2 separate regions of the Homo sapiens genome follow, and region 2 is linked to region 1. A link is a loop called in an ENCODE intact Hi-C map of the cell type or tissue named here. Cell type or tissue: breast epithelium. All regions are shown on one strand. Links, peaks and the distances in the headings refer to the core of each region. The heading gives the core; the rest is flanking DNA.

Region 1 (4,392 bases), core at 292-4,291:
CCGTTGATTCTCTCGAAGGATTCACAGAACTCAGAAGAGTTGCTATACTTGCAGTTACAATTTGTTACAATGGAGGAACACAGACTAAAATCAGCAGAGGAAATGATACGGCTCTGATGAGTGGAGGAACACCAGGGTTCTTCCTCTCAAGTCAAATTGGATAAAACAACACGGACGCAGTGGTTTTAAGGCGTGGAGAGTTTAATAGGCAAGAAAGAAGGAAGGAAGAAGAAAACAGCTCCCCTGTACAGAGACAGAGACGGGGGATCCAAACAAAGAGAAAACCCCGTGTGGCAGAAAAGTGGTTGCTTATATGAGGAGGCTGGAGGAGGCGGTGCCTGATTTCCATAGGGCTTAGGGGATTGGTGTGACCAGGCACGTCATCTACGTAGCCCACGAAAAAACTAGCCCTCCCACCCTAGCCTTTTAATGTGCAAATACAGGGCGCCACGATGTTCTACATACGTGGAGATATGTGGGGGCGGCCATGTTGCCAGGCATATGTCAGGGCAAGGGCAAGAGGATCACGGTAGGAATCGCCATGTTTGGGTGGACCCAGTTTCTAATGGCCAGCATTTGCATATCAAAGGTTGCCTGCCCGGCTCTAAGAACCAGGGCTTTTCTGCTAGACAAGAAATGTTTCTGGAGCTGCTTTAAAAGAAACAAAAACTTCCTAAGGACCCCTTTTCCTCACTATCTGCCTAAAATAATCTCTTAATAATTCCTATAATAGGAAGAGGTGTACAGAGCAGAGTCCATGAGAGACCAGGCGTGAGCTTCTGGTTGTCCTCTCCCAGTGGAGCCAGGGAGCAGCACTTCCTTCTTCCAGGAATGACATGCGGCAACGTTCACAGAGCATTACTAACCAGGGCAGCTCACCCAAGCCATGGCATCCAAGGTTTTTATTGGGGGCCAGTCATGTAGGCATGGCTGACAGCCCACGTGGCTGACTTCAGTGTCCAGCCTTTAGAGGTTAAGCTGATACTACCTGGCCCAAGACTCCCAGATAAACGAAGACATTCTTATCAGGTAGAATATTTCTAAGACACAGAGGTTAACTCCCAGGAGTTTAGCAAGGGACACACCTTTCCCTTGGACAAGGTTAATCCTTTACTGCCCACGGGCCTATCTTGATGCGACCGCTCATGGCAAGAGTTGGTCACCCTGCTAGGCTAGCTCATTGTCAACACAGATTCCATATCAATGCCGGTAGCCTTAATGAGCCTGGAGAATCTGGGTACTTTGTTCTCTATAGTGCCCTGTACCTATTGTTATCCCCCGTACCATTTTGTAACCCCTGGGGTCAAGAATGAATCTCAATCAGTATTTCTGTATCATCCTGTTACTACAGCAACAGACACAACTTAATATTGCATTCAGGACATCCCTGTTTCAAAAAAAAAAAAAAAAAAAACAAACTCTTGGCATTTGTCTATAATGCAGGCTCCAGCTTTTCACCCAATGCCTCTGCTGTCTCCCCTCTTGGGAGCAAAACCAAATTCTTCCAATTTCAGTTTCTTCTGTCCCTTCCACCAAAGTTTAGCTCCAGGTCAAACTCTGCATATCCAAGTCCATTTAAGAATTTGGCAGAAGCAAAAAGCCTTTCATTCTCCCAGGATCCACTCTCCTAGAAGGCATTTTTGATTATAGATGGCAATTTTTTAAATGTTACAATTACTGCCACATTATTAGTCATCAGTCATGGATGATTCCCTTTTTTAATTGAACCCTCTGCTGCTTCCAACCTGCTACAAGAACTATGGTGCCTACATTCTGGTGGTTGACAGGAACACTTAGCGAGACCAAGGCATTGCTGAATTTTTACTGAATCATCTCATGTTCTTATTGGCATGGGAGTGTGTCAGCGGTGTTGAGGTAACTCTTCTTAGCAAGGAAGTAACCTGATTTGTTGTATGCCCTACTGAATAGCTTTGACTTGCCTTAAATAAATACCTTATGAGGACTGTGAGATTCAATTGAATTGCTTTCATGGATGAAATTCAATTTCATGCATACCGAGTTTCCTCCTAAAAAGAGCTGAGTGTATGTGCTTTGCATGGTGATATGGTTTGGCTCTGTGTCCCCACCCAGATCTTATCCAGCACTGTAATCCCCACGTGTCGGGGGAGGGGCCTGGTGGGAGGTGATTGAATCACGGGGGCAGACGTCCCCCTTGCTGTTCTCATGACAGTGAGTGAGTTCTCACGAGATCTGGTTGTTTTAAAAGTGTTGCACTTCCCTCTTCGATCACCATCTCTCTCTCTCCTGCTCTGCCATGGTAAGACATTCTTGCTCACCTTCACCTTGTGCTATGATTGTGTGTTTCTTGAGGCTCCCTAGTCATGCTTCCTGTTAAGCCTGTGACACTGTAAATTAATTAAACCTCTCTTCTTCATAAATTACCCAGTCTCAGGTAGTTCTTTAGAGCAGTGTGAAAATGGACTAATACTCATGAACATCCCTGCCTTGTGGAAATGGAACACCACAGGTGCACTGTAGGGAAGGGGCTTTGTCTCCTGCTGGCCAGTCAGTGGTTCTGCACTCTAGGCCAAGGCATGCATCTGGTGTGAAAGCACAAGGGCCACCATGGCTCGTTAAGCGTGAAGTGGCCCTAGGGACATTGCTGATTTGAAGGGAAGCAGAGTTGATGGAGTAACACTGGCTGCTCAAACCTCATCCTTTCCAGAGCTTAGTTCCCGGGCAGGATCTTAAGCAGATGAAGTACAGCTGTGAGCAACCACAGAGTTACATGTGCTGATGAGACTTCATCCTGGCATGCAGGGTGGCTTTGGGGCTGTATGACCAGTGCGGTCACATGGGGCCCTGTGCTCAGAATGACCTGTGTATGGGGTATAATGCTTTGTGACTTCCGTATCGAAACTTTTAATAATTTTAGCTTTGAATTTGTGTTTCGTAACTGACATCTATGGGACCATGGAGTATGTGCTGAGGGCTTGAAGGCTCAGCTCGAGTGCAGTCCCTCCTGCCACTGCCTTCCCTCTCTCCCCTGGATGAGCTCTCAGCTTCCTGTGTCCCATGTCCTGGCTCCCCCAGCCCCACGTGGCTTTCTCTTCCTTACCCTCCTACCTTGTGAATACTGCTTCCCGCCATGCCCGGCAGTGCCTGGACCTGGACAAGGCAGGGGGTTGGGCTGGACACATGTGCTTCACGGCATTGGGGGCCAGGGCATGGGTGCACCCCCACTCGGGGCTTCCAGCACCACAGCACAGCTGGAAGGGACTTGGCAGGAATGAGCCTTTTATTCACCCTCTATCCAGTTATCTAGGGCATCCCAACATGGAAGCTGCAATACCCTTGGGAGTTACCCATCCACAATGGCTTAGGGCAGCTGGCCCCTGGGAAGGGGAGATGCCTGACTCCACTTCTCTGTCCCAAGCTATAACATGCTGCGTTGGTCCAGTAACTGACAAGAAAGCAGAGGAACCCAGCAGCCAGGGGACATATACACCAATTCTCCTAGGGGCCTGTGAGAGTCCTCGCTCACTTCTCCACTATCCCCCAAGCCCGAGGACCTGCAACATTAAAAACACAAAATTTTAAAACACAACACACACAGACACATATATGAAAATATATATTTATAGTATTTATTTTAATAATATAATTTTAAATTCACTGGACCCTGAAAATTATGTAGCCAGTTTTGCTGGCATGAAAGCAGTCATTTTTGTAGGTCACAGTTGAAACTACTTAAAAATTTTTAACAGTGTTTCTCTAGCTCCTGCCTGGATTTTGTTGATAGTCAGTATAATGGGCCAAATAATTACCCTAATTCCTGGAACCCATGAATATGTTTTGTCACATGGCAAAGGAGATTTTGCAGATAAAATTTAAGGTAATAGAACTTAGGACAGGGAGAGCATCCAGGACTATCCAGGTGGATGCAATGCAATCACATGGGCCCTTAAAAGTGGAAGAGTGAGAAGAGAGTTAGAGATGTGGTAGGGAAGGGAAATCCAGAGGAAATTCAAAGTCGACCATTGTTGCTGGCTTTGAAGATGGAAGAAGAGAGCCATGAGCCAAGGAATGTGGGCAGCTGAGCCAAGGAATGTGGACAGCCTCTAGAATGAGAACAATCTGCAGCCTCTATCAGCAAGAAAGGGGGACCTTATGGAACATACAACCTCATACAGCCAAATGGAACTCAGTTCTGCCAACAAACTGCATGCTCTTGCAGGTAGACTCTCCCCCAGAGCTTCCAGAAAGGAATGAAACCCTGTTTCCAGCGGAGTTGCAGCCTTGAGACACTCAGGCAGAGAAATCAGCTGAGCCCACTAAACATCAGACCTACACACTGTGATATAAATCTATGTTGTTTAAAATTTCTAGATTTGCAGTCATCAGTTACAGTAACAATTAGAAAACTAATAC
Region 2 (4,392 bases), core at 91-4,090, 700 kb before region 1:
TCCAGGGCATGTCAGAGAACTTTCTGTAGCCCCTCCCATCACAGGCCTGGAGGCCTAGGAGAAAAAAGTGGTTTCGTGGGCTGGGCCCAGCGTCCCGTGTTGTGTGGAGCCTAGGGACTTGGTGCCCTGTGTCCCATCTGCTCCAGCCATGGCTGAAAGGGGCCAACATAGAGCTCAGGCCATGGTTTCAGAGGGTGGAAGCCTCAAGCGTTGGCAGCTTTCATGTGATGTTGTGCCTGTGAGTGCACGTAAGTTAAGAATTGAGGTTTAAGGCTGGGCATGGTGGCTCACGCCTGTAATCCCAGCACTTTGGGAGGCTGAGGCAGGAGGATCACAAGGTCAGGAGATCAAGACCATCCTGGCTAACACGGTGAAACCCTGTCTCTACTAAAAAATACAAAAAAATTAGCCAAGCGTGGTGGCAGGTGCCTGTAGTCCCAGCTACTTGGGAAGCTGAGACAGGAGAATGGCGTGAACCTGGGAGGCGGAGCTTGCAGGGAGCCGAGATCGTGCCACTGCACTCCAGCCTGGGCGACAGAGCAAAGACTCCATCTCAAAAAAACAAAACAAAAAACACAAACCAAACAAACAAAAAAAGAATTGAGGTTTAAGAACCTCTGCCTAGATTTCAGAAGATCTACGGGAATGCCTGGATGCCCAGGCAGAAGTTTGTTGTAGGGATGGGTTCCTCATATGGACAGCCTCTGCTAGGGCAGTGCAGAAGGGAAATGTGGGGTGGGATCCCCCACACAGAGTCCCTACTGGGGCACCACCTAGTCGGGCTGTGAGAAGAAGGCCACCATCCTCCAGACCCCAGAATGATAGATCCACTGGCAGCTTGTACCACATGCCTGGAAAAGCCACAGATGCTCAATGCCAGTCCATGAAAGCAGCTGGGAGGGAGGCTGTATCCTGCAAAGCCACAGAGGCAGAGCTACCCGAGACCATGGGAACCTACCTCTTGCATCAGCGTGACCCGGATGTGAGACATGGAGTCAAAGGAGATCATTTTGGACCTTTAAGATTTGACTGCCCTGCTGGATTTCGGACTTGTGTGGGGCCTGTAGCCCCTTTGTTTTGACCAATGTCTCCCACTTGGAATGGGTACATTTACCCAGTGCCTGTACCTCTAAATATCTAGGAAGTAACTACCTTGCTTTTGATTTTATAGGCTCATAGGCGAAAGGGACTTGCCTTGTCTCAGATGAGACTTTGGACTGTGGACTTTTGAGTTAATGCTGAAATGAGTTAAGACTTTGGGGGACTATTGGGAAGGTGTGATTGGTTTTCAAATGTGAGGACATGAGATTTGTGATGGGCCAGGGGTGGAATGACATGGTTTGCCTGTGTCCCCACCCAAATCTCATCTTGAATTGTAACTCCCACAATTGCCATGTGTTGTGGGAGGAACCCGGTGAGAGATGATTGAATTATGGGGTCAGGTCTATCATGCATCGTTCTCATAATAGTGAATGAGTCTCATGAGATCTGATGGTTTTAAAAATGGGAGTTTCCCTATACAAGCTCTCTTTCTGCCTTCTGCCATTCATGTAAGACATGACTTGCTCCTCCTTGCCTTCCACCATGATTATGAGGCCTCCCCAGCCACATGGCACTGTAAGTCTAATTAAACCTCTTTTGTAAATTGCCCAGTCTCGGGTTTGTCTTTATCAGCTGTGTGAAAACCGACTAATACAACCACTAATAAAGAGTGAGCTATGGAAGGTCTGCAGCTCGCTGATGCTCCCTAATGCCTATTTAAGATGAGGCCACAGAAGATAGTGGACAAGAAACAACCTCAGAGGGCAAAACTAGAAGCCTCCAAAGGAGTTTCCCAGAGAGCACAACTGAAGGTCCCAGGTACTGCCTGGGAAGGAAGTCACTCTTCCTGCCCCATAAGATTTAATATTGCTGTAGACCAGTGACTATAGCAGGCTTTCCTTTCTCCCCTTTCCTGGTGGGCAGTTTCAATGTTTTAATCTTTTTTTTTTTTTTTTTTTTTTTCCTGAGACGGAGTTTCGCTCTTGTTGCCCAGGCTGGAGTGCAGTGGCGCGATCTCGGCTCACTGCAGCCTCTGCCTCCTGGGTTCAAGTGATTCTCTTGCCTCAGCCTCCTAAGTAGCTGGGATTACAGGCATGCACCACCGCACCTGGCTCATTTTGTATTTTCAGTAGAGATGGGGTTTCTCCATGTTGGTCAGGCTAGTCTCGAACTCCTGACCTCAGGTGATCCGCCTGCCTCAGCCTCCCAAAATGCTGGAATTACAGGCGTGAGCCACTGCGCCTGGCCTCAATGTTTTAATCTTGCTCCTACTCCACCTTTGTATGTTGGGTAAGTTGGGGGCAGTTAACTCATTTTTAAGTTTTTTGATTGCTGGACCATGAGATGCTGTCTGTACCAGATGGAAGGTACATATTTCCCAGAGTTCCTGAACTTTGACCTGGATGCAGTATCTGGATGAAATTTGAGAACTGTATCCCTGGGAGAGATTCATTGTGTTCTGTATATGAGAAAGCGTGTATCAATATTTGGCAATCAAAGAAGTAGGCATGGCAGAGAATGTTAATTGCCTAACAAAAATCCATTTCTGTCGCTCTCTTGCAAAGTGTCACTTTTAGCTGGCTATGTGGCAACCAAGCTACAAGATTCCCAGGCTTGCTGTTAGATATAGCTCTATGACTAATATTTGATAATTGAGATGTAAGCAGAAGTGTTGTGTGGTACTTTGGGTAAGTCTTCCTGAAAGGGAAGTATGTTTCTTGAAATGGATGTGAAATGACTGGATGATAGCTATCTTGGATCAGGAGGAGAAAGGCCAGACTCTAGGAATGGCAGAGTGATGTATGTTTGGGAGAGTAGATCTCTGAAAACTCTAGTGAGAGCCCCTTTTGTCCATACCTTTGCTGAGTCATGTGTTATCAAACTTAATGGTCTTTCCAAACTGATGAAACATGGTGTTTTATAGATTTAGTTACTATTTTGCTTTGAGTGAGATGGAGAATCTTTTCATATATTTAAGAACCATTGTGTTTCCTTTAGCGCATTTTCTGTTGGCATGTTGGCCTTTTTCATATTGATTTATGGGTCCTTTTATTTATTTACTTTTTAAATGATAGAGAAGGGATCTTGCCATGTTGCCGAGGCTGATCTTGAACTGCTGGACTCAAGCAATCCTCCCACCTCAGCCTCCCAAAGTTCTAGGATTACAGGTGTGAGCCACCACACCCAGCCTGTAGATCCTTTTGTATTTTACAGAAATTATATCTGTGATATGATTGGTAGGTATTTTTCCAGTTTGTCGTTTGACTTTGATTAGAGCAAATTTTTTTTCCAAGCTTCTCTTGGTATATTTTGTTTTAAATTTTTATTTTATTTTATTTTTGAGACAGAGTCTTGCTCTATTGCCCAGGCTAGAATGCCCAGGCTCAAGGGATCCTCTCATTTCAGCCTCCTGAGTAACTAGGATTACAGGCACATGCCACTTCACACAGCTAAATTTTTGTGTTTTTTTGTAAATTTTTGTGTTTTTTGTAGGGATGGAGTTTTCCTGTGTTGCCCAGGCTGGTCTTGAATTCCTGGGCTCAAGGCGTCCTCCCACCTCGGCCTTCCAAAGTGTTAGGATTACAGGCGTGAGCCACTGTGCCCAACCAAGTTGTTTTTTTTTGTTTGTTTTTTTTTTTTGAGACAGAGTTTCGGTCTTGTTGCCCAGGCTGGGGTGCAATGGCATGATCCTGGCTCACCACAACCTCCGCCTCCCAAGTTCAAGCAATTCTCCTGCCTCAGCCTCCCAAGTAGCTGGGATTACAGGCATGTGCCACCACGCCCAGCTAATTTTTTTGTATTTTTAGTAGAGACGGGGTTTCTCCATGTTGGTCAGGCTGGTCTCAAACTCCTGACCTCAGGTGATCCGCCTGCCTTGGCCTCCCAAAGTGCTGGGATTACAGGCATGAGCCACTGTGCCCGGCCATAGCCACGTATTATTTTACATCCCACTCTCACCTGCTTTTTCTTATTAGAAAAAATAAGTTGCCTGGGAGAAAGGAGAATAAAAAGAGGAGTGAATGAGGGGAGTATCTCCCAAATAATATATTTAAGGTGACTGTTATTTTTTCTCTCTGTGTTTCAGTTTGGATATATTCCTCTGACCTGTCTTCAAATTAATTAATCTTGTTTTCTTTTGCACTGTGAATCCAGCTGATAAATTCTTAATTTCTGATATTGTATTTTACAAATATTGAATGTCTACTTAATTCTCTTTAAAAAAGATTCTAATTCTCTGATTTTATACTTCATCTTTTCATTCTCATTGTCAATCTTTACCCCTCTTTTCTTTAACATATTAATTATAGTTATTTTGAAGTCTTTCTAGCTAACTTCAATATCTGGATCATC

The links. A loop is a pair of places that touch in the nucleus more often than their neighbours do. Peaks named below come from ENCODE experiments on the same cell type or tissue, not always from the same donor. Only the 100,000 strongest peaks of a DNase experiment are listed, where the experiment ranks them.
Region 2: it touches region 1 in a loop (7-fold over the local background); 1 of 110 quality-filtered maps calls a loop at or near these places.

The regions. Positions count from the first base shown.
Region 1 is chr7:22,092,882-22,097,273 of GRCh38, reverse strand. No RefSeq gene overlaps it. Among named protein-coding and RNA genes, the nearest start is that of CDCA7L, 150 kb to the right of the region's middle. In breast epithelium, for the core only: no CTCF peak of the experiment used is centred there; no DNase peak of the experiment used is centred there; H3K27ac peaks cover 302 bases.
Region 2 is chr7:22,792,304-22,796,695 of GRCh38, reverse strand. No RefSeq gene overlaps it. Among named protein-coding and RNA genes, the nearest start is that of TOMM7, 28 kb to the left of the region's middle. In breast epithelium, for the core only: no CTCF peak of the experiment used is centred there; no DNase peak of the experiment used is centred there.